Linked DNA regions of Homo sapiens: region 2 is linked to region 1. Evidence: chromatin loops called from intact Hi-C (ENCODE). Cell type or tissue: mammary epithelial cell. All regions are shown on one strand.

Evidence for each region. Hi-C counts contacts between places; a loop is a spot of excess contacts. Peaks named below come from ENCODE experiments on the same cell type or tissue, not always from the same donor. Only the 100,000 strongest peaks of a DNase experiment are listed, where the experiment ranks them.
Region 2: a loop joins it to region 1, with 10 times the contacts of the local background. A loop is called at or near these places in 3 of 110 quality-filtered maps.

Annotation. Positions count from the first base shown.
Region 1 is chr12:31,649,430-31,657,429 of GRCh38, reverse strand. LOC124902913 (a long non-coding RNA gene) reads left to right here and starts at 5,372. Exons shown (of 2, transcript XR_007063269.1): 1 at 5,372-5,694. It also overlaps a transcript of ETFBKMT not described here. RefSeq lists an enhancer at 3,983-4,192 and a silencer at 4,323-4,382. In mammary epithelial cell, a CTCF peak has its summit at 4,069 (motif pointing left); a DNase peak (open chromatin) is centred at 4,029; H3K4me3 peaks cover 343 bases; H3K27ac peaks cover 756 bases.
Region 2 is chr12:32,653,270-32,661,269 of GRCh38, reverse strand. No RefSeq gene overlaps it. Among named protein-coding and RNA genes, the nearest start is that of DNM1L, 22 kb to the left of the region's middle. In mammary epithelial cell, a CTCF peak has its summit at 3,495; a DNase peak (open chromatin) is centred at 3,509.

The DNA of each region.
Region 1 (8,000 bases):
TAGTCCCAGACAAAGCATGAAAAACAGGGATATATGGATTTTCTTTTCTGTTGTTTGGTGTTGATGCATTGTAATGTCTTAATAGAAAGGACCGTCTAGATTTTAACAAAATTGACCCACATACATCCAAGCAGACTTGTGAACTGATAACAATTTGAGCTGTTGTCTATCCTTGTGATTTTTTTACTTTAAATACCTGCCCTACATTTTTGTTTACAAAGCCAGTTCTCTAATAATCGGTCCCTCTTGCAGGTGCAAGTAAAAAATTCTATTCCCTACACAACTTTGTCTTTAAGGGTTTTTTGGTTTTTCAACAAGTTATTCAATTACACTTATTAACTGTATGATCTTGGACACATTGCTAAACCTTCTTAATAATCAGTTTCTTCATCTGTAAAATAGTGATGATAGTAATAATGTTTTAGGAAGATTTAATAAGATAAAAGCACATCTTGTTTAGCCCAGTTCCTGGCATGTAGTAAATGCTTGCTAAGTATGCTATTACAGTGATGATCATTATTAGAAACACAGAGATAGTGTTGATGAGCAGCAGATCAGGTTTTCAGTTAAAGGTGAGAGGATCAAACTTGAATTTTAGAAAAATGTTTTATGCTGCAGGTAGCAAAGAGTTAAAGGCGGGGCAAGACTGAAGACAAGGAAACCGCCATTGGAGGATATTATGGTAATCCAAGCAAACAATAATGGAGACAGAACTAAGGTAACTGCGATAGGGATGGAAAGAATTGGAACATTTGAAAATGATTAAGGATGAGCTATTAGCAGGACTTGGAGACTAATTAAATACACTCGTTTAACCGTAATGCTAGCCAATCTAAGGGCAAGATGGTTTCTCTTGCTCCACTCGATTGGCCTGTGCTGTTCATCAGCAGGCTATCTGTGTTCTCCCTTGCTTAAAACCTGCTCTAGCTCCCCAGACCTTCAATGGTACAGCCGGATTCCTGACCACAGCTTTCCTGGCCCATGCTGATCAGTCCCGACTTAACCTATCCTGCCTCTTTTCAAAACACTCCTCTTCTCCCCTCTCTGCTGCAATTTGTTTTCCTCCCACAGCGCCTTGTTCTCTCATCCCTAGGCCTTGTTGAAGACAGAAAGCTGCCACTGCTAACCGCTCCTCACTGTCCAAACCACCTACTCGTCCTTCAGAACTCAGTTCAACGTTAAGGTCCTCTGAAAAGCCTTCCCCAACATGCCAGCCTACACGCTAATCTTCCTATTTTCTTAGCTTCCTATGGGCATGTACAACAAGCATATCAAGCAGAACCGTCACTGCCTAGACTTGAAAGCAGACCATGTCATACCTCTTTTAGCCTCTGGCACAGACACTCAATAAACTCTGTTAAATGAAAGAAAAGGCAAATAAATACATGAGTAAAATAACAAACATTACATATCAGTATCTCATTTAAAAAATTTACTTTTAACAGCTTTATTGAGGTATATTTGACTTCACATTGGCAACTTTGCATGTTTACAGAGTACAGTCTAATGTCCTGACATATGTATTGTCAACCCAAATGAGAGACTGAGGCAAGAATCTCAATCAATCCAGGTTTATTGAGCCAGAGCTTAAAGGTGTGCCCAGGAAAACCCTGAGTCACAGAAACATGAGTCTGTGGCCCGTGCTCCTTGGGAAAGGCTTCAGGAGACTCGGTATTTACACATTGCTTTAAGAGAAAAGACATGCAGGAAAAGGGAGATAGGCGTGAAGCAAATGATGACATTCTTGTGAGATTTTAATTAGTGCCCAGTACATCTATGCTATACATGAGATAAGGCAAACATTCGAAAATAGGGAGTAAAGGAAGAATTCATTATTCAGACTTCTCAGGATAGGTAGAAGAATAATGGATGTCATCTTTGTTTTTGCACTTGGGAAGATAAGGCTTATAATTGACACAGTCGGTGTGAAATTTACCAGACTTTAGGTTCCTGGACAAGGAGTTAGACTTAAGTCACAGACTTAAAGTGACAGTTGACATGTCCTTGTTTATGGGAGGATTTATTATACACCTTGAAAGGTTTAGGAGCCAGGAAAGAATTTTCTTAGGCGCGATTTGTGAGGGCAGTTATCTGGAAATGCCTGAGACCTTTTCCTTTTGTAGGGATCTGGCTAATGTATAGCGCTTTGACACAAGGTTGTGAAGTAAGCAGGCTTAATTTTCCCTTTGGCATAATGAGTTTGGGGGTTTTGAGAGTTTTTATGTTCCTTTACAGTATATACTCATGAAACCATCACCAAAATCAAGATAGTGAATATATTCAGTGCTCCTGTGTAATTCCTCCCTCCAGTTCTTCCCCTACTTTTTTTTTTTTATCTTTTTGTTCTGTTTTTTTGTTTGTTTGTTTGTTTCATGAGACAGAGTCTCACTCTGTCGCCCAGGCTGGAGTGCAGTGGCGCGATCTTGGCTCACTGCAACCTTCTCCTCCCGGGTTCAAGCAATTCTCATGCCTCAGCCTCCCGAGTACCTGGGATTACAGGCGTGAACCACCACACCTGGCTAATTTTTATATTTTTAGTAGAGACAGCGTTTCACCATGTTAGCCAGGCTGGTCTCTAATTCCTGACCTCAAGTGATCTGCCCACCTCAGCCTCCCGAAGTGCTGGGTTTACAGGCATGAGCCACGGCACCCGTCCAGTCCTTCTCCCTTCTACCACAACCATTCTTGGCTTTCTGTCGCTACAGATTACTTTGCTTTTTCTAGATTTTCATATGCATGCAATTGTATAGAGTTTATACGGTTTTTGTCTTATTTCTTTCATTAGTAATTATTTTTATTCATCCATGTTTCCTGCATCAATAATTCATTCCTTTATATTGCTAAGTAGTGTTTCATTGTACATATAGATAAGCTCCCATGTTTATCCATTTACATGTTGATGAACATTTGAGTTCTTTCTTTCTTTTACTATTACAAATAAAGCTGTTTTGAACATTTGTGTACAAGTCTTTGTACAGACTTAGGCTTTCTTTCCTTTGCATAAATACCTAGGAGTGCAATGGCTAGATCATATGGTAGGTGTATGATTAACTGCAAACTTTTTCTAAAATGGTTGTGCCTGCTGGGCACCATGGCTCATGCCTGTAATCCCAGCACTTTGGGAGGCCAAGGTGGGAGGATCACCTGAGGTCAGGAGTTCAAGAACAGCCTGGCCAACATGGTGAAACCGTGTCTCTACTAAAAATACAAAAATTAGTCGGACATGGTGGCGTGTGCCTGTAATCCCAGTTACTCAGGAGGCTGAGACAGAAGAATCACTTGAACCCGGGAGGTGGAGGTTGCAGTGAGCTGAGATCGTGCAACCACACTCCAGCCTGGACGACAGGGTGAGGCTCTGTCTCAGAAATAAAATAAAACAAAATAGTTGTGTCATTTTACATTTCCACCATCATTGTATGAGATCTCCAATTGCTCCACATCCTAGCCAACACTTGCTATTATTTGTCTTCTTTATTTTTTTTGAGACAGAGTTTCACTCTGTCACCCAGGATGGAGTGCAGTAGCGCTATCTCAGCTCACTGCAACCTCTGCCTCCCAGGTTCAAGTGATTCTCCCACCTCAGCCTCCCCAATAGCTGGGATTACAGGCACCCGCCACCACACCCAGCTAATTTTTTGTATTTTCAGTAGAGACAGGTTTCGCCATGTTGGCCAGGCTGGTCTCAAACTTCTGGCCTCAAGTGATCCACCCACTTCGGCCTCCCAAAGTGCTGGGATTACAGGCCTGAGCCACCGCACCCGGCCTCTCCCTAGACTTTTGAAGGAAGTTTGTAGTTTTGGGTTTTCTGGAGCTTCAGCTTCCTTCTAGCTTCTCTCTACCAAACTGCCCTTGCAACAAATCTATGGGCACCGTGTCTGTGTAAATTTGTGTGTTTCCTTTTTTCAATTCCCTATCTGCAGTTTGTACTTGTTGCTCCCTCAGTTAGTAACCGGGCAAACTTTTAAGCATAGGTCACTGAGTCACACCTAAACATCCGACAACTGACACTAGAATCCTCACTCCCTGCAAAACCCAGAAATCTTCAGCTAACTAAGACTGTGGTGCCATCTACTGATAATTTAGCTTAACATCGGCCAAGTGTGCTTCAGCTAAAACAGTAAAAGCAAAAACAAAACTGAAACTTAAACAGTTATGTATAAAGAGCAAAGATTCTCACCCACAATGTTACTACACACTGGTACCTTTTTTTTTTTTTTTTTTGAGACGGAGTCTCGCTGCATAGCCCAGGCTGGAGTGCAGTGGCACGATCTCAGCTCACTGCAACCTCTGCCTCCTGGGTTCAAGCGATTCTCCTGCCTCAGGCTCCTGAGTAGCTGGGACTACAGGCGCATGCCGCCAAGGCCGGCTGATTTTTTGTATTTTAGTACAGACGAGATTTCACCGTGTTGCCCAGGCTGGTTCCGAACTCCTGAGCTCAGGCAATCCGCCGGCCTCGGCCTCCCAAAGTGCTGGGATTACAGGCATGAGCCACCGCGACCGGCCTGGCACATTTCTTTAGTTGTAAGATATGATGGAAATACTTATCATTGGTCATAAATAGTTCAGGCTTAAAGCTTAAGAAAGATTTGGTATAATCTATAACACATTCTCTCTCAATCTTTCTCTCACACACACGTGCACACTCCACAACTAACCCACTAGCAAATCCAAAACACTGTCTATGCAGAATCTGACCACTTTTCACCACCTGCATTGCTTTCCTCTAATATAAATCACCATCATCTCTAGCCTGGATTATTGCTGATGGGAGGATAAATTCTCCTCTACTCCCTTGGGATCGTCTAAAGCTAAGTCTAAGAATTAAATGGACATAAACCAGATTAACAGAAAAGCATACAAGTGTTACTAATTTTTACTTGCACATGAAGACTCTCACAAGATGAAAGGGGCGACGACCTGAAGAAAATGGCCAGAACAGAAAGCTTTTATACCTTTTGGACAAAGAAATGATAAATTTATGAAGAAATGATAAGACAAAGGGATTTGGACTAGGGGCAGTAAATTGCGGGGGAATCACTAGGAGATATATGGTGATGAAGGGACCATACCACTGTCTGCGGTATAAACCCGGGGTTTGTCGTCAGGCGCCAGGAAAATTTAGGACACTGACACACACAAGGAGTGTAGGAGCAGAGGTTTAATAGGCAGAAGAGAAGGGAAAGAGAAACAGCTTTCTCTATAGAGAAATGGATCTGCGAGTGGAAAGGACCAGCCGGCAGTGGATGCGCCGAAGTTTATAGTCAGGTCTGAGGAGACGGTGTCTGATTTACATAGGGCTCATAGATTGGTTTGATCAGGTATGACGTTTACACTGTGCGCAGGGGAAGCCTGGTTACCCCACCCTAATCTTATTATGGAAATAGACTTTCTAGTTGATCAACACCATCTTGTCTGCTCCTTACAGTACACGTGGCTGACAAAGGGAAGGGAAGATGGAGCCTCCAATTTGAACATGTGTACTCCGAAGTTCCTCCCTGCGTTCACTCGTGCAAGCTCCCAGCTTGCTTGTCTGTGTCTGCAGCTCGGCTTTACAGAATGCTCTTTGTTAGAAAATGATTTGGGGCTGCTTTTCATGAAAAAGAAAAGCCTTACTGAGGATTCCCATACTCCTACTATCTGCCTAAGTGATTTCTTCTAAACTCCTGTATCAGTGAAGTGCAAAGCTAGTGAAAGGTAAGTGTTCGTTTAGTAAGTTTATCTGTATAGGTCCATTGTAGCATCAATTCCCAGTCTCTGGAGATAAGGGTTATTTTCTCTTTCTACTAAAGGAAGGCATCGGCCGGGCGCGGTGGCCCATGTCTGTAATCTCAGCACTTTGGGAGGCGGAGGCGGCTAGATCACACCTGAGGTCAGGAGTTCCAGACCAGCCTGGCCAACGTGGTAAAACCCCGTCTCTACTAAAAATACAAAAATTAGCCATGCGTGGTGGCACGCACCTGTAATCCCTGCTATTCGGGAGGCTGAGGCTAGAGAATTGCTTGAACCCGGGTTGCCTCACTGCAACCCGGGAGGTGGAGGTTGCAGTGAGCCGAGATTGCGCCACTGCACTCCAGCCTGGACGACAGAGCAAGACTCCGTCTCAAAAAAGAAAAAAAAAAAAAGGGAAGGCATCTTTCTCAAAGGAATTTTTATGGCTTCCTAAAGGTAGGAATGGACACGTCAGTGGGGAGGGCAAAGCAACTCCATCCTGGATGCTAATCCATGCTGGTTTCTGATTAACGCCAGTTCCAGGAAGTCTTGTAAGACTTCCAGTTTATCTATTGTTCCTTGTGTAAGAGCACGTACTGACTGTAAATCCTGCCCTTAGGTCAAGTGGCCTTGATGTTATCATACTTAAGTTGTTCTCCACGTCCCTTCTGAATCACTCCTCTCCTGGGGTATATAAGCCCTGGGTTTGAGGGGTAATGGTGCGGGGATCCACCATCTTGTCTCACTGCTTCCTGAGATACAGACATGGCTTCTGTTCTAAGTCCCTAGTAAACGTTTCTTCCTAAGAAACTGGATGTGTCAGCCTCTTTCTTCCACCTCTCAGCTTCCTTGGCCGCAGGTTTGCATAGACCCTGTCCACTGTGAAACAGTGAGCTAGCTCTTCCTGCAATGACAGTCTCTCAAGTACCTTCAGCTTGAAATAATCAGTATGCCAAACTGGCATATTTGGGGGTGGCACGTCCTTAACTCTTTCATTGCAAAGGTCTTTGAACTAACCTCCTTATCCCTCCTTGCTTCCTTTGGTCTCTTCTCAACAGAAAAGCCAGAGTGATTCTTTAAAAAAAAAAAAAAAGGTCAGGTCATTTCAATCTTCCACTCAAAACCCTCTTAGTGTTACTGGAAAGGGATCACGATTCAGATCCCAAGAGAGGGTTCTTGGATCTCACGCAAGAAAGAAATCAGGGCAAGTCCATAAAGTGAAAGCAAGTTTAAGAAAGTAAAGAAATAAAAGAATGGCTACTCCAAAGACAGAGCAGCCCCAAGGGTTGCTTGTTGCCCATTTTTTATGGTTATTTCTTGATGATATATGCTAAACAACGGGTGGATTATTTATGCCTCCCCTTTGAGACTATATAGGGTAACTTCCTGATGTTGCCACAGCATTTGTAAACTGTCATGGCACTGGTGGGAGTGTAGCAGTGAGGACGACTGGAGATCACTCTCGTTGCCATCTTGGTTTTGGTGGGTTTTGGTTGGCTTCCTTACTGCAACCTGTTTGATCAGCAAAGTCTTTACAGCGACCTCCTATCTCATTCTGTGACTAAGAATACCTTAACTTACTGGAAATGTAGCCCAGCAGGTTTCAGCCTCAGGTTAACCAGCCCCTATTCGAGATGGAGTTGCTCTGGTACAAAGGCCTCTGACAGCAGGGCTGAGTGCAGTGGCTCATGCCTGTAATCCCAGCACTTTGGGAGGCAGGTGGATCACTTGAGGCCAGGAGTTCGAGACCAACCTGGCCAATATGGCAAAACCCCACCTCTACTAAAAATACATAAATTAGCTGGGTGTGGTGGTACGTGCCTGTAATCCCAGCTACTCAGGGGGCTGAGGCAGGAGAATTGCTTGAACTTGGGAGGTGGAGGTTGCAGTAAGCTGAGATCATGCCATTGTACTTCGCTACGGAGAGAGATTCTGTCTCAAAAAAAAAAAAGAAAAGGAAAAGAACACACACATTTATCCATTAAGTTCACCATCTTTCATGGGTGCTCCAAAACAATTACAATAGAAACATCAAAGATCTATGATCACAGATCACCAGAACAGATAATCATATTAGGTTGGTGCAAAAGTAATTGTTGTTTTGGCCATTACTTTTAATATTAATGAAAAAAATTTAAATACTGTGAGGATTACCAAAATGTGACACAGAAACACGAAGTAAGCACACTCTGTTTGAAAAAAAAATGGCACCAATAGACTAGCCCGACACAGGGGTACCACAAACGTTCAATTTGTAAAATTCACAATATCTGTGAGGCACAATAAAGCCA
Region 2 (8,000 bases), 1.0 Mb before region 1:
AGGTCAGGAGTTTGAGACCAGCCTGGCCAGCGTGGCAAAACCCGGTCTCTACTAAAAATACAAAAATTAGCCGGGCACGGTGGCGGGTGCCTATATTCCCAGCTACTCAGGAGGCTGAGGCTGGAGAATTGCTTGAACCTGGGAGACGGATGTTGCAGTGAGCCGAGATCGCGCCACTGCACTCCAGCCTGGGTGACAGAGTGAGACTCCGTCTCAAAAAAAAAAAAAAGAATGAACTTGACTCACCCCCGCCCCCGCCAAAAAAGATGTTAAATTACACTAGAGAAATAGAGATGGCTCTGGAAAAGTTTAGCAATCATGGTGCAAGGCCACTTAAGGACAGGGATTTTCAAACAGCAGATCACGCACCATGTTCCCAGTCCACTGGTATTGAGGCTATTTTTATCTCTCCGTGAGTTCCCAGATTTCATACTAGAGATAAGGCATCACTTTGCTCCAGGGACCTTATTACTAAAGATTCACCCACTACATACTAAGAATCTAAGGCAGTTACTCAGGGCCCAGGAAACTTTCTGGTCAGATGCCATCATCGTTCCACTTGGACCTGAGGGAAGCAGAGCACTGGACAGGGGGACAGGAGAAAAGAAGACAGGGTTGCAGAGAAAGTCACAGCTGACAATCTTGGCTGTCCTCCATCCCTGTCTGAGGAGTGGCGGGAGTGGGGGAATGGGTAGCCAGAGAAGTGGAGGCTCTGGAGCGGGGCTTCCCAACCTCGGCACCATTGACATTTTGGGCCAGATCATTGTTTGGGGGGCTGTACTGTGCCTCCTGGGATGTTTAGCAGCTTCCCTGGCCTCTACCCACAAGATGCTAGTAACACTACCTCCCCATCACCACTCCGTTTGTGACAAACAAAAATGTCTCCAGACTTTGCCACATGTCCCCAGGTGGGGAAGAAAGGGGAGGTAGGAAACCAGGTTGGGAACCACACTGCTCTGTCGTGTGAGAAGGCAAAGAACGGGAATACGACCTGGCCAGCTCCCAATTTCCTTTCTCCTTTATAAACATTTGGCTGTTTTAGAAAGCCTTTTTATGGATCTCTTAATTCCTTTCTCTTTTCCAGCCAGATAGCTATCTTTGCTTTCAGTCTAGACAGCCCACAACAGGCTGAGGCTTACCTGAGAGCCTCTCAGTGAAGCCTGTGGAGCTGGGTGGACAGCAGGAGGGTGTGCTGTCACAGGGAGCAGGCAGAGCACTGAAGTCTTGGCTGCACAGGGCTGTGGTACTGCGCCTGAGTGCAACCCTTAAGACTAATGGCCTTTCCTCAACTTTATCACAATGGTTCATAAAAATGGGGACCAGGGGCCGGGTGTGGTGGCTCACACCTGTAATCCCAGCACTTTGGGAGGCCAAGGTGGGTGGATCACCTGAGGTCAGTAGTTCGAGACCAGCCCAGCTAACATGGCGAAACCCTGTCTCTACTAAAAATACAAAAATTAGCAGGGCATGGTGGCACAGCCCTGTAGTTGCAGCTACTCGGGAGGCTGAGGCAGGAGAATTGCTTGAATCCGGGAGGCAGAGGTTGCAGTGAGCCGAGATCATGCCACTCAGCCTTGGTGACACAGCAAGACTCATCTCAATAATAAATAAATAAATAAATAAATAAATAAATAAATAAATAATTTTTAAAAATGGGGATGAGGGACAGGCAAAAAAATGGAATGAGTGAGAATCACTTGGGAGAAAATTATACACCCAAGCCCACCTGCCAGCATGCAGCCTCAGGCATATCAAATCCACAGGGCAGCAGGATGTGGGACAGATGTGTGTATTTCCGAAACACAGCTCACATGATTCTCAGATGTTGCTTCCTCCCACCCTCTCCTTCGAGTTGAATCACCTGCCAAAGGGGTTTTCTATGACATCTGCCCTTTATCACAGATGGAACTCTCAGTAACAAGTCAAAGATGTTTCTTGATGCATTATTTACAATGCTTACACTGAAAAACTGTGATGGAATATGAATGAAATTATTTCTATAAAGTTCCTAGAATAGTGGCTAGCAGATACTAAACCCTCAGGTTTTGGCTGTTACTGTGAAAACTGTTTTGGAAGGAGGGGAAGTGCTTAGGGTACAATTTAAATAAAACTAATAGGACCTCAGACTACAAACAGTGGATCTCTATTTTATTTTATTATTATTATTTTTTGAGACGGAGTCTCTCTTTGTTGCCCAGGCAGGGCAGTGGCACAATCTCCGTTCACTGCAGCCTCTGCCTCCCGGGTTCAAGTGATTCTTGTGCCTCAGCCTCTGGAGTAGCTGGGATTACAGGTGCCCACCACCATGCCTGGCTAATTTTTATATTTTTAGTAGAGACAGGGTTTCACCTTGTTGGCCAGGCTGGTCTTGAACTCCTGACCTCAGGTGATGCACCCGCCTTGGCGTCCCAAACTGCTGGGATTACAGGCGTGAGCTATGGCGCCCGGCCCGGATCTCTATTTTATTTTATTTTTTTGAGACGGAGTCTTGCTTTGTCGTCCAGTCGGGAGTACAATGGCGCGATCTCGGCTCACTGCCACCTCCGCCCCTTCAGGTTTAAGCAGTTCTCTGCCTCAGCCTCCCGAGTAGCTGGGATTACAGGCGCCCGCCACCATGCCCGGCTAATTTTTTGTATTTTTAGTAGAGACGGGGTTTCACCATCTTGGCCAGGCTGGTCTTGAACTCCTGACCTCCTGACCTGCCTTAGGCCTCCCAAAGTGCTGAGATTACAGGCGTGAGCCACCGCGCCCGGCCAGATCTCTATTTTATAAAGAGACACCTAGCCGGGCGCGGTGGCTCACGCCTGTAATCCCAGCACTTTGGGAGGCCGAGGCGGGCAGATCACGAGATCAGATCGAGACCGTCCTGGCTAAAACGGTGAAACCCCGTCTCTACTAAAAATACAAAAATTAGCGAGGCGTGGTGGAGGGCGCCTGTAGTCCCAGCTACTAGGGAGGCTGAGGCAGGAGAATCGCTTGAACCCGGGAGGCGGAGCTTACAGTGGGCCGAGATCGCGCCACTGCACTCCAGCCTGGGCTACAGAGCGAGACTCTGTCTCAAAAAAAAAAAAAAAAAAAAAAAAGAGAGAGAGAGAGACACCTATATAACACCTATATATGGGGGATCCCAGGTCAAGATTGAGCTGTGACAGTAGTCTATCCCTTGGATTCGGTCGTGAGTTCTATTGTGGATAAGGTTGGAGAAATTTGCTTTGATTTTTTTTTTTTTTTTTTTTTTTTTTTAAGAAAAGGAGAATAACAGAATCAAGGAGCAAGGGCAACTTGACCATGGGGCGGCCGCATTGTAGACTGTTCTTCCCAGCAGAGCAGGATAAGGGGGGCTGGCCGGGGAGCTGCCGGTGTTGCCATCCTGTAAGGGATGCTAAAGTATCAATGAGCACTTAGGCATCTCTGAAACCATAGTGATATGGAGAAAGTTGTGTTTGCCGGAACTCCTGCAGAGCACAGAATGTGGTTAGTCACTTATCATAGTTTGAAACCCTTAGAGGGCACTCTTGAGCAACAATAAATGATCCCTAAACAGCTTTCCAGTGAAACCTGTTCCAGCTGATTCCACGTCCTTTTACTTGATGAGTAGTAAATATACACAACTCTCTCCCCAAAACTGAAGAGCGCAGATACAATGGAAAGATTGCCAGCTCTCCCCCAGAAGTCTGACTATTTTGTTCATCCCTCCGTGCTCTAAATACATGTTGAGGCCAGGTGCAGTGGCTCATGCCTGTAATCCCAGCACTTTGGGAGGCCAAGGTAGGAGGATCACTTGAGCCCAGAAGGTTGAGGCTGCAGTGAGCCGTTTGTGCCACTGGGTGACAGAGACCCTGTCTCAAAAACAAATAAAAAAACCCAATAAAATAAATTCATGTTGAGCAACTATTTCAAGAATATTGATTTTAAAGGGTGCCTAGATATTACTTTACCTGGGAGCCTACATGTCCCATCTGTTCCTGATCTCAGGCTGGCCCCATGGCCCACATCACAGCCCCATAAACAGTGAGTTGTTGGCAGAAGCTGAAGGAATTATGTGTTGTGTTTGGTTGTTATGTTGTCCAAGGAATCTGTTGAGCCCAAAGACCTAAGCAACACACACAGTATAACTGGGGCTCAGGTAACAAATAGTAATGCGAAGTGTGGGAGCTGGGGATCTCTCTTCTGTGTGGAGCCCAGCTCCACTGCCAGATAATACACCAAAGCTGAGAGGAAGGGTGGACCTGGCCCTTGGTTACCACTACTGGCAAACTATCCTAGGTGGCCAACTGCTACTAGTGGGCTGGTGCTATCATTTTGTTAGATGGATAAAGTGGATATTGGTGGTTCCTTAATAACAATGTATTTCTTCTTAAACTTTAAATTTTTAGATGGAAAAAATGGAAAAGACAGAGAAGAAAAATTAAGAAAAAAAACAGCTAGGCTTTTATTTTATTTTATTTTGAGACAGAGTCTTGCTCTGTTGCCCAGGCTGGAGTGCAGTGGAGTGATCTCAGCTCACTGAAGCCTTGGCCTCCCGGGTTCAAGCGATTCTCCTGCCTCAGCCTCCCGAGTAGCTGGGATTACAGGTGCCCGCCACCATGCCTGGCTAATTTTTGTATTTTCAGTAGAGATGGGTTTCACCATGTTGGCCAGGCTGGTCTTGAACTCCTGACCTTGTGATCCTCCCGCCTCGGCCTCCCAAAGTGCTAGGATTACAGGCATGAGCCACCATGCCCGGCTTTTTTTTTTTTTTTTTTTTAATTTAATAGACATTAATCTTTACTTTGGCTGTTTGAAGCAAGAGTTTGAGAAACTGCTCCTCTCTGGACTTGGGGCTCTAATCTCATACATGGGTTTTGTTTTGTTTTGTTTTTTCTTTTCTTTTTTTCTTTTTTTTGAGACAGAGTCTCATTCTGTCACCCAGGATGGAGTGCAGTGGTGTGATCTCCTCTCACTGAAACCTCCGCCTCCAGGGTTCAAGTGATTCCCGTACCTCAGCATCCTGAGTAGCTAGGACTACCTGCCACCATGCCTGGCTAATTTTGTATCTTTTGTAGAGACAGGATCTCACTATGTTGCCCAGACTGGTCTCAAACTCCTGGGTTCAAGTGATCTGCCCACCTTGGCCTCCCAATGTGCTGGAATTACAAGCGTGAGCCACCACTGATCTTTTTAATGTGTCAAAGTTTTACCTTTTTCAGAATGTCATATACATAGTTGGAATCATATGATATGTAGTTTTGTTTTTGTTTTTAGAGATGGGGTATCACTATGTTGCTCAGACTGGTCTCAAACTCTTAGGCTCAAGTGACATGTCAGAAGAACCAGGAGGCAGCTCGAAGGGTCTCCCACTGGCAAAATCTGGGACAGTTAAACATAAAAATTAACATAAAATTTAAAATAATGGCAACGGATTATACAATCCATTGAATAAAATAGGAACACAGGAATCCAAACATATGAATGAATGAATGAATGAATGAATGAATAAATAAATAAATGATAAGAAAAAATGCTTATAGTAGGATGCCAACAAATAAGTGTAGAAGAAATGATGAAATGAAAACATCAGCAATTGACAAAACAAAGGAATCATTCAGAATCATCAATGGACATTGATGGGTAAAAAATTCTTGACTAGGATATCTACATAATCTCAAAATATGTCTCCATATATATATATTTTTTTCTTTTTGAGATGGAGTCTTGCTGTGTCCCCAGGCTGGAGTGCAATGGCACGATCTTGGCTCAATGCAACCTCCACCTCCTGAGTTCAGGCGATTCTCATGCCTCAGCCTCCCAAGTAGCTGGGACTACAGGCACGTGTCACCACACCCAGCTAATTTTTGTGTTTGTAGTAGAGATGGGGTTTCACCATGTTGGCCAGGTTGGTCTCGAACTCCTGGCCTCAAGTGATCTGCCTGCCTCTGCCTCCGAAAGTGCTTGGATTACAGGCATAAGAGCCACTGCACCCAGCCAATATGTAGCCTTTTTAGTTGACTTCTTTCATTTGGTGAATGCCCTTAAGGTCCCTCTATGTCTTTTCATAGCCTGATAGCTAATTTCTTTTTAGTGCTGCATAATACTCCATTGTCACATTTGTCGATCTGTTCACCTACTGAAGGACGTCTTGGTTGTTTCCAAGTGTTGGCAATTGTGAATAAAGCTGCTCTGTAGCAGGTTTGTGTGTGGACATAAGTTTTCAACTCATTTAGGTAAATACCAAGGAGTGTGCTGCTGGTTCGTATAAGTTTAGTTTTGCAAGAAAAACTGTCAAACTATAAAGTGGCTGTACCCTTTTGCCTTCCCACCTACCATGAGCGAGAGTTCCAGTTGCTCCACATCCTTGTCAGCATTTGTGGTCAGTGTCTCGATGTTGACCATTCTAACAGGTGTGTAGTAATATCTCATTTTAATTTACATTTCTTCCAAAACTTCAATTTATTTGAAATATATTCAGACTTACAGAAAAGTCATAAGTATTTTAAAAGAACTCTAGTTTACCCTTCACCTAGATTCTTTTAACATTTTTATCACATTGCTTCTGCTCTATCATTCTTTCTCCCTCTCTCTCATCTCTGAACCATTTGAGTATAAGTTACAGACACGATGTGTCTTTTTCCTCAAATACTTCAGTGTATATTTTCAAGGACATGGATATTTTCTTACATAACCACAGTGCAATGGTCAAAACAGAAAAATTAGCAGCTACAGTATGATGATCTAATCTACAGATGTTATTCATTTAACGGTTATCTCAATAATATCCTTTATAGCCAAAAAAAAGAAAGAATAAATTGTGGCCTAAGTCCAGCGCACATTGCATTTACTTATCATGTGTTTCTATCCTTTAACCTGGAACAGTTCTTTAGTCTGTCTTTGTCTTTCATGAGCTTAACTTTTTTTTTTTTTTTGAGACGGAGTCTCACTCTGTCACCCAGGCTGGAGTGCAATGGCATGATCTTGGCTCACTGCAACCTCCGCTTCCCAAGTGATTTTCATGCCTCAGCTCCCGAGTAGTTGGGACTACAGGTGCCCGCCACCAAGCCCAGCTAATTTTTGTATTTTTAGAGGAGATGGGCTTTCACCATATTGGCCAGGCTGGTCTCGAACTCCTGACCTTGTGATCCACCCGTCTTGGCCTCTCAAAGTGCTGGGATTACAGGCGTGAGCCACTGCGCCCAGCTGAATTTAACATTTTTGAAGAATACAGGCCAGGTAATTTTTTTTTTTTTTTTTTTTGAGACAGAGTCTCGCTCTGTCGCCCAGGCTGGAGTGCAGTGGTGCAATCTTGGCTCATTGCCAGCTCTGCCTCCCAGGTTCATGTCATTCTGCCTCAGCTTCCCGAGTAGCTGGGACTACAGGCGCCCGCCACCAAGCCCGGCTAATTTTTTGTATTTTTAGTAGAAACAGGGTTTCACCGTGTTAGCCAGGATAATCTTGATCTCCTGACCTCCTGATCCGCCTGCCTCGGCCTTCCGAAGTACTGGGATTACAGGTGTAAGCCACCGTGCCCTGCCAAATATAGGCCAGGTATTCTATAGAATGTTCCTGAGTTTGGGTTTGTCTGTTATTTCCTCATGATTAGATTACACTTTTAAAAATGTATTTAGTTTGTCATGTAACCCCAAATACTCAGATAGATTTCACTTTTAGCAGGAAAACAACAGATGTGATGTGTCCTCTCAGTGCTTCATATCAAGAGATACATGAGACCAGTTTGTCCTCACTGGTAATGTTAACTTGGTTAAGATGCTGTCCACCAAGTTTTTCTACTGCAAAGTTACTATTTTTATTTTTGTAATTAATAAGAATTTTATGGGCCAGGCGCGGTGGCTCAGCATGTAATCCCAGCACTTTGGGAGGCTGAGGTGGGCGGATCACTTGAGGCCAGGAGTTCCAGAACAATCTGGCCAAGATGGTGAAACCATGTCCCTACTAAAAACACAAAAATTAGCTGGACGTGGTGGCTCACGCCTGTAGTCCCAACTACTTGGGAGGCTGAGGCACAA